2 separate regions of the Homo sapiens genome follow, and region 1 is linked to region 2. Evidence: chromatin contacts called from ENCODE Hi-C or POLR2A ChIA-PET data. All regions are on one chromosome and are shown on one strand. The core of a region is the stretch at or near the end of the contact, and the rest is flanking DNA. Distances in the headings are between cores, read along the strand shown.

The links. A loop is a pair of places that touch in the nucleus more often than their neighbours do. ChIA-PET counts read pairs that join two places held with the same protein, here RNA polymerase II (POLR2A). Pooled maps may share reads with other maps.
Region 1: a loop to region 2 is called in a pooled map, with 2.0 times the contacts of the local background. The contact joins the promoter of FEM1A here to the promoter of ADAT3 in region 2. A Hi-C loop is called at or near these places in 1 of 50 pooled maps. POLR2A ChIA-PET finds 5 or more read pairs at or near these places in 2 of 52 experiments (GM10248 and HEK293).

What each region holds. Positions count from the first base shown.
Region 1 is chr19:4,790,385-4,794,883 of GRCh38, forward strand. It overlaps FEM1A (fem-1 homolog A), which reads left to right and starts at 1,350. Exons shown (of 1, transcript NM_018708.3): 1 at 1,350-4,499. The coding sequence starts at 1,471. The coding sequence ends at 3,480. LOC124904620 (a long non-coding RNA gene) reads right to left here and starts at 908. Exons shown (of 2, transcript XR_007067103.1): 1 at 814-908. RefSeq lists enhancers at 1,003-1,660, 1,171-1,440, 1,661-2,317, 1,971-2,030, 2,318-2,974.
Region 2 is chr19:1,903,651-1,907,700 of GRCh38, forward strand. It overlaps ADAT3 (adenosine deaminase tRNA specific 3), which reads left to right and starts at 1,749. Exons shown (of 2, transcript NM_138422.4): 1 at 1,749-1,789. It overlaps SCAMP4 (secretory carrier membrane protein 4), which reads left to right and starts at 1,749. Exons shown (of 7, transcript NM_079834.4): 1 at 1,749-1,789. RefSeq lists enhancers at 743-802, 1,083-1,142, 2,163-2,252 and silencers at 1,473-1,802, 1,853-2,002.

The sequences.
Region 1 (4,499 bases), core at 100-2,599, 2.9 Mb after region 2:
TATTAAAAATGCATTTTATTGTATATATATTACACCTCGAATAAACTTTAAAAATAAAGAATTCGGGTCACCAAAGATTTCTTTTTCATAATATAATTCATTGTTGTCAAAAAATGCCAGGGAATGGATCACCTTACAACTGCTAGAATAGCTATCATCAAAAAGACGAAAGGTAACAAACGTTGGCAAGGATTTGAAGAGAACACTTATACACTACTGATGGTAATTTTAATTAGTATAGCCATTATAGAAAATGGTATGGAAGTTCCAAAGAAAAATTTAAAAATAAAACTACCAGGTGATCCAGGAATCCCACTTCTGGGTCTTTATCCAAAGGAATTGAAGTCAGCACGTCAGGCCGGGCATAGTGGCTCACGCCTGTAATTCTAGCACTTTGGGAGGCTGAGGCGGGCGGATCTCCCAAGGTCAGGAGTTCGAGACCATCCTGGCCAACATGGCGAAACCCGTCTCTACCAAAAATACAAAAATTAGCCGGGCGTGGTGGTGGATGTCTGTAGTCCCAGCTACTCGGGAGGCTGAGGCACGAGAATCACTTGAACCCGGGAGGCAGAGGTTGCAGTGAGCCGAGATTGCGGCATTGCCCTCCAGCCTAGGCAACAAGAGCGAGACGCTGTCTCAAAAACAAAAACCAAAACCAAAAAACCCCACAAAGTTATTGAAAGAAATAAATAAAAATAAATACGTAAATAAAAGAAGGAAATTCTGACACATACTAGAATATACATAAATGTATGTAAATGAATAAATGAATATATGAATGTGAGAATAAGAAGTGAGCGCGTCATTTTTTACCGTTCTCCCAGCTCAAAACGTTTTCGCCCCGTCCAGCTTTTCGGCCTCCTCCGGGCGCCCCCTGCCGGTGGGCCGCTTGCCCGTGCTCCAAGCCCAAAACAGACGCGTCCCCTCTAGTCGCTTTTAGCCTTCGGTCTCGGTCCTGATTGGCTCAGAGTCGCTCGTGATCCCTTTTGGGAAATGTAGTCCTTAAGGGTATCGCGCCTGCTTTTTCTATACGCTCTGACGCAGAGATAGCCACGGGAAGTACGTCACCAAATTTCGCCGGTTCCCACAAGCTAGGTCGTGTGACGCTGCATGACGGGAATTGTAGTCCTCAAATTGCTAGCTTCCGATGCCATGCGCTGCGACTGGAACGCCAATTCCCACCATGCCGCGCGCTCACAGCTCTCAGGGGCTGTCCTGTGGCCTTTGGGGAAGTGTAGTCTTGAGCCCCCAAGATTCCTTTTCTGTTCTATGGAGTGGGCCCGCGCAAAGGACTCCATTTCCCGGCGTGCTGCCATCCGTCGGGTCGCGGCAGCCATTTTGTTCCGCCCGAGGAGACCCTAAGATGGCGGCGAGGGGGACGGTGAAGGTTGCCTCCCGCCCGTCCGGGCTCTGATCCTCCGTCTCCCCGTCCCCCGGCGGCCGGCCCATGGCCTGGCGGAGGCCCGAACCATGGACCTCCGCACCGCCGTGTACAACGCCGCCCGTGATGGCAAGCTGCAGCTGCTCCAGAAGCTGCTCAGCGGCCGGAGCCGGGAGGAACTGGACGAGCTGACGGGCGAGGTGGCCGGCGGGGGAACGCCGCTACTCATCGCCGCCCGCTACGGCCACCTGGACGTGGTGGAGTACCTGGTGGACCGGTGCGGCGCGAGCGTGGAGGCCGGTGGCTCGGTGCACTTCGATGGCGAGACCATCGAGGGCGCGCCGCCGCTGTGGGCCGCCTCCGCAGCCGGCCACCTGGACGTGGTGCGGAGCCTGCTGCGCCGCGGGGCCTCGGTGAACCGCACCACGCGCACCAACTCCACGCCTCTCCGCGCCGCCTGCTTCGACGGCCACCTGGAGGTGGTGCGCTACCTGGTCGGCGAGCACCAGGCCGACCTGGAGGTGGCCAACCGGCACGGCCACACGTGCCTCATGATCTCGTGCTACAAGGGCCACCGTGAGATCGCCCGCTACCTGCTGGAGCAGGGCGCCCAGGTGAACCGGCGCAGCGCCAAGGGCAACACGGCCCTGCATGACTGCGCCGAGTCCGGCAGCCTGGAGATCCTGCAGCTGCTGCTGGGGTGCAAGGCCCGCATGGAACGTGACGGCTACGGCATGACCCCGCTGCTCGCGGCCAGCGTGACGGGCCACACCAACATCGTGGAGTACCTCATCCAGGAGCAGCCCGGCCAGGAGCAGGTCGCAGGGGGAGAGGCTCAGCCTGGGCTGCCCCAAGAAGACCCCTCCACCAGCCAGGGGTGTGCGCAGCCTCAGGGGGCTCCGTGCTGCAGCTCCTCCCCAGAGGAACCACTGAACGGGGAATCTTACGAAAGCTGCTGTCCCACCAGCCGGGAAGCTGCCGTGGAAGCCTTGGAATTGCTGGGAGCTACGTATGTGGATAAGAAACGAGATCTGCTTGGGGCCCTTAAACACTGGAGGCGGGCCATGGAGCTGCGTCACCAGGGGGGCGAGTACCTGCCCAAACCGGAGCCCCCACAGCTGGTCCTGGCCTATGACTATTCCAGGGAGGTCAACACCACCGAGGAGCTGGAGGCGCTGATCACCGACCCGGATGAGATGCGCATGCAGGCCCTGTTGATCCGGGAGCGCATCCTCGGTCCCTCGCACCCGGACACTTCCTATTACATCCGTTACAGGGGTGCCGTGTACGCCGACTCGGGCAATTTCGAGCGCTGCATCCGCTTGTGGAAGTACGCCCTGGACATGCAACAGAGCAACCTGGAGCCTCTGAGCCCCATGACCGCCAGCAGCTTCCTCTCCTTCGCGGAACTCTTCTCCTACGTGCTTCAGGACCGGGCCGCCAAAGGCAGCCTGGGCACCCAGATCGGCTTTGCAGACCTCATGGGGGTTCTCACCAAAGGGGTCCGGGAAGTGGAACGGGCCCTGCAGCTGCCCAGGGAGCCCGGAGACTCAGCCCAGTTCACCAAGGCGCTGGCCATCATCCTCCACCTGCTCTACCTGCTGGAGAAAGTGGAGTGCACCCCCAGCCAGGAGCACCTGAAGCACCAGACCGTCTACCGCCTGCTCAAGTGCGCGCCCAGGGGCAAGAACGGCTTCACCCCTCTGCACATGGCTGTGGACAAGGACACCACAAACGTGGGCCGCTATCCCGTGGGCAGATTCCCCTCCCTGCACGTGGTCAAAGTGCTGCTCGACTGCGGGGCCGACCCGGACAGCAGGGATTTTGACAACAACACCCCGCTACACATAGCAGCCCAGAACAACTGCCCGGCCATCATGAATGCCCTGATCGAAGCAGGGGCCCACATGGACGCCACCAATGCCTTCAAGAAGACGGCCTACGAGCTGCTGGACGAGAAGCTGCTGGCCAGGGGTACCATGCAGCCCTTCAACTACGTGACCCTGCAGTGCCTTGCGGCCCGGGCCCTGGATAAGAACAAGATCCCTTACAAGGGCTTCATCCCGGAAGATCTGGAGGCGTTCATCGAACTGCACTGACCTGCCCAGAACGCCTGCACCCTCACCTCTCCCCTCTCCTGCTGAGATGGGGGAAATCCGGCTGCGGCATAGCAGATGCTCGTTCTTGCCTCCTTCAGGCACCAATCAGGAGAAGGGTTCTGCCTCCCATCCCCTCTACCTGCAGACAGGGTCGGAGGTGTTAGCGAGCCTTTGGTGCTAGAAGCCTGCGGGGTCATGTGCTAAGAGGACAGTCTTTCTCCGGGAGCCCGCTCACTCATTCTGAGTTAGGAAAAGACACAAGACCTTCCCCACATCCTGTCTGCCTGGGTTAGGGAGGCCTTTGCCTTGTTACCTAGAGGCGGAGGGACTGAAGCCATTGCGTTCCTTCCCTGCTAGAAACACAGGAAGAAGTTGAGGACTGTCTGCCTTCCCTCGTCCCTTTACCTGGCCAGATAACTCCAGCCGCTGAATACAGTGTTAGGACTGGGGGCTCCTGAGATGAGAGTTTGAGATTCAGGGAATGAGACCACCTCTCATTTCTTCCAGCATGATCGCGCCCTGCTCCCGTGCCACCGTAGTCCCTGGCAGACAGGCAGGGCTCTGCCCAGGGCAGCCTGCCACTTGCATAGCTTTCGGTTGGTTTGGTGTTCTGTTTATTTAATAAGTGGGCAGGTTGCAAGCGTTGCACAGAAATTCTGAGATTTTACTGCCTTTTTTTTTTTTTTTAAGAAAGTTGTTTGTTGGACTCCATAAGTGAATTTCAAGCAGTGAGGATTTTGTGGTGCCTGAGATGGCCGAGGGCACAGGGAGTGAGCTGTATGTGTGAGGAATTTGGTGAGCGAGATAAAAGTCCACGGTGTCAACCCCTAAAACATGGGTGACCGTACATTTTTATACATCTCCACTCTACGGCCTTTTACAGGCTTTCCGATTTTACAGGCCTTTCCAAGTTTCCATTCTCCTTAGAGAGAGAACTGTGCTTCCAAACAGAAATCAGGAGTGACCACAAAGCCTGAAAACACTTTGCCACCCAGCAAAGAACTGGCACAATTGGTTTG
Region 2 (4,050 bases), core at 499-2,998:
CGTCTCCCGGGTTCAAGTGATTCTCCTGCCTCAGCCTTCCCAGCAGCTGGGATTAAAGGCCCCTGCCACCATGCCTGGCTAATTTTTGTATTTTTAGTGGAGATGGGGTTTCGCCATGTTGGCCAGGCTGGTCTCGAACCCCTGACCTCAGGTGATCCACCCACCTTGGCCTCTCAAAGTGCTGGGAGTACAGGCATGAGCCACCGCATCCGACCTTGAAATGCACTTTCTTTGAAACACGTCCTCCCCTTTCTCACCATAAACTCCCTCACACTCTGCAGGTTTACCTAACTGTATGCATCTAATTATGTGATTACCTAAAAGTTCCAGGAACAGGCTGGGCACGGTGGCTCACGCCTGTAATCTCAGCACTTTGGGAGGCCGAGGCGGGCAGATCACCTGAAGTCAGGAGTTTGAGACCAGCCTGACCAACATGGAGAAACCCCATCTCTATTAAAAATACAAAATTAGCCAGGTGTGGTGGCGTGTGCCTGTAATCCCAGCTACTCGGGAGGCTGAGGCAGGAGAATCACTTGAATCTGGGAGGTGGAGGTTGCGGTGAGCTGAGATCGTGCTGCTGCACTCCAGCCTCGGTGACAAGAGCGAGACTGTCTCGAAAAAAAAGAAAAAAGAAAGAACGTTTTAGAGCTAATCTGGAGACAGGCCAAGCACGGAGACCCACCTGCAAAATCCCAGAGATTTCCTCAAGGTGGTCTGCAACCCGGCCCTTATTAGGATGAGGCCAGCCTGCGCTTTTAAGCCACCAAAATTCATGAACACACAGAGCTTATAATCAGCACCTCCCCTGCACACCCACCATTCCCAGTTCCCCTTTTTTAGCCCCTCACCCCAGCCTCAAGTTTGAAGGGGTTTCTGGAGGCCTAAACCAGCTGCCTCCCTGCTGCGAACTCTGAAAGGAAGTCACCTTCCTTTCACTGCACTTTTTCCTCCTTACTGGTTTGTCAAGACTCTGGCATCGGAGCCTGAGCTGGTTACAGCCAGGCACTGTCAAGCTGTTGGGGGAGGGGATGACAAATTCCCTCCCGTTGAGAACCACTTGGTTAAACCTGTCCAACTGGAAGGAGTAACAAATTGCTCATAAAATATGCATGTTTTGGTGAAACCCCTTCTCTACTAAAAGTACAAAAACTAGCCAGAAATCGCTTGAACCCAGGAGGTGGAGGTTGCAGTGAGCCTAGCACTGCACTCCAGCCTGGGTGACAGACTGAGGCTACGTCTCAAAAAAAAAAAAAAAAATGTGCTTGTTTGGCCCAGGAGAGGCAAGAGGTCTTCTTCACCTACGTTACTGGTGAGAAAACTCAAACCTGAGGGCGGCCCACGCCGGAGTGCAGTAACAGGCAGAACTGGAACCTGGCCCCATCCCGGACTCAGGGGACGGGTGTCATATACCCCCTCTGCCTCATCCTTCCCACTCTGCTAACCTTCCAAAGATCCCCCGGGTTCCGAGTTTTCCCTGGCCGCTTGATGGGATTCGAACCTGCAAACTCAGCGCTCGCCCAGCGCAGCGGCCCCGCCTCTCCTCCCCTCCCGCCGCCCGGAGGTCATGTGAGCGCAGTGCCGGAGCGGGGCGGGGCGAGGCGGCGGCGCGCAGTGCCTACTAGCAATTGTAGTCCTTGCCCCACCTTGGCCTGGCGAAGATCCCGCCCCTGGAACTACGCTCCCGTCGTGCTCCGCGGCTCCAGGCGGAGACGAGGCGGGGTGAGGTGGGTTGGGCCGGGCCGGTTGCTAAGACTTGGCGAAGCGCTGCGCTCGCGCCCGGATCCCTCAGGTAAGCGCGCGGCCCCGAGGTCTCGGGTTCTCCAGGCTCAGACTTCCCCAGAGGGGGAGTAGGGGCTGACATGGGGGGTCTCGGCGGTGAGGGGCGCCGGCCGTTTGTGGGGAGAAAACGGGGGGCCCAGGCCAGCCTCGCGCGCGTCTCGGGCGGGCCGGTGGGCGACGCGGGGAGGCGGCGCGAATGCGCGTGCGCGCGCGCGCGCGGCGCTGGCCTGGGGGAAGCCTCAGGACCGCGCTCCCCCGGGCCTAGCGCCTTTCTGCGCGTGTGCGCCCTTATGGTCGGTGCGGGAGACCCCGTATCCTCCAGCTGCTTCCGGTGGCCCTTCCTCAGGTCATGTCCCGCAGTCCCCTGCCTCTGAACCGCGCTCTCGCGAGTTTCCGTAGCCTTCGCGTCCTTCCTCCCCAGCTCTGATTCGCCTTTATGTGGAGATTCCCCTAGGCCTTGGTACATCCCCAGAATTGACCATCGTTCCTCATCGTTACCTAGAGTATGAGTTTTTCAGGTTTTTGTATCACAGGCCCCCAGTTATCTCCCACACACTACCCCGAGGACCGAGGTTCCCCGCTGTCTTGCAGAGAAGGCCTCCTTGTAGGGTGGCCAGAAACAGAGGATCGACTCCGTGGAAACAAGGACGGCTGGGTGCAGTTCCTCACCCTATAACCCCAGCACTTTGGGAGGCCAAGGCGAGTGGATCACCTGAGGTCCGGAGTTCGAGACCAGCCTGTCTAACATGGTGAAACTCCATCTCTGCCAAAAATACAAAAATTAGCTGGGCGTGGTGTCACGCGCCTGTAAAACCAGCTACTGGGGAGGCCAAGGCAGGAGAATCGCTTGGACTTGGGAGGTGGAGGTTGCAGTGAGCCAAGATGGCACCATTGTACTCCAGGCTGAGCAAGCTAGCAAGACTCACTCTCCAAAAAAAAGAAAAAAAGATTTTTTTTTAATAAGCCAGGCATGGTGACACATGTCTGTGGTCCCAGCTACTTGGGAGGCTGAGGCAGGAGGATTGCTTGAGCCCCGGAGGTTGAGGCTGCAGTGAACTGTGATGGCACTACTGCATTCCAGCCTGGGCAACAGAGCGAGACCCTGTCTCTAAATAAATAAATAAAATACATACGTGTAGCGCCGGCCGTGGTGGCTCACGCCTGTAATCCTAGCACTTTGGGAGGCCAAGGCGGGTGGATCACGAGATCAGGAGATCAAGACCATCCTGGCTAACACGGTGAAACCCTGTCTCTACTAAAAATAAAAAAAAGCCAGGCATGGTGGTGGACGCCTGTGGTCCCGGCTACTCCCAAAGGAGGCTGAGGCAGGAAAATGGTGTGAACTCAGGAGGCAGAGCTTGCAGTGAGCCAGGATCGTGCCACTGCACTCCAGCCTGGGCGACAGAGTGAGACTCCGTCTCAAAAAAAAAAAAAAATTGTGTGTGTGTGTGTGTGTGTGTAAAGAAACAAGCCCCAGGCTGGGCGCAGTGGCTCACGCCTGTAATCCCAGCACTTTGGGGGGCCTAGGCAGGTATATCACAAGGTCAGGAGTTCGAGAGCAGCCTGACCAATATGGTGAAATCCCACCTCTACTAAAAATATAAAAAATTAGCCAGGCATAGTGGTGCACATCTGTTGTCCCAGCTGCTTGGGAGGCTAAGGCAGGAGAATTGCTTGAACCAGGGAGGCAGAGGTTGCAGTGAGCCAGGATCGCGCCACTGCCCTCCAGCCTGGGGGACAGAGTGAGACTGTCCCAAAAAAAAAAAAGCCCCCACGCAGACTATTGGTGTGCCCTGGAACTGAGCATTAGCTGTTCCCTCTCCGAGTTCTCTCCCCTACTTCCCCAGCCTTCCAGGCTGGGCTGTGGGTCACTGCCTCCGAGGAGCCCTCCTGGATTCTGCTGAAGATGGTCAGGCCCCTCCATCCCCCCATTTTCTCTTATGTACCTGACAGCCCTGCCTTAAAAAAAAAAAAAAGGTAGAGCAGGAATTCCCATTTCACAGGGGTGGAAGCCGAGGCTTGGAGGAGTCAGGACTGGTGCCTGAGTTCTCGCAGTCAGGAATTGACCGCGCTGGGCTGAACGCCTCTAGGGCAGGTTGGGGACTGGGTGTGTTTTCTGGGTGGACATACCCAGGTCCCGGCGCGGACCTTGGCCTCCTCATCTGTGGGCTTAGATAAAGGCCTCCCAGCCTCCTGTTCACCAGGGTTGTCACCACGCAGGGTCTGACTCACCTGCCTGGAGCTATGCCGGTTCCCAGCCCAGGCTGGCGG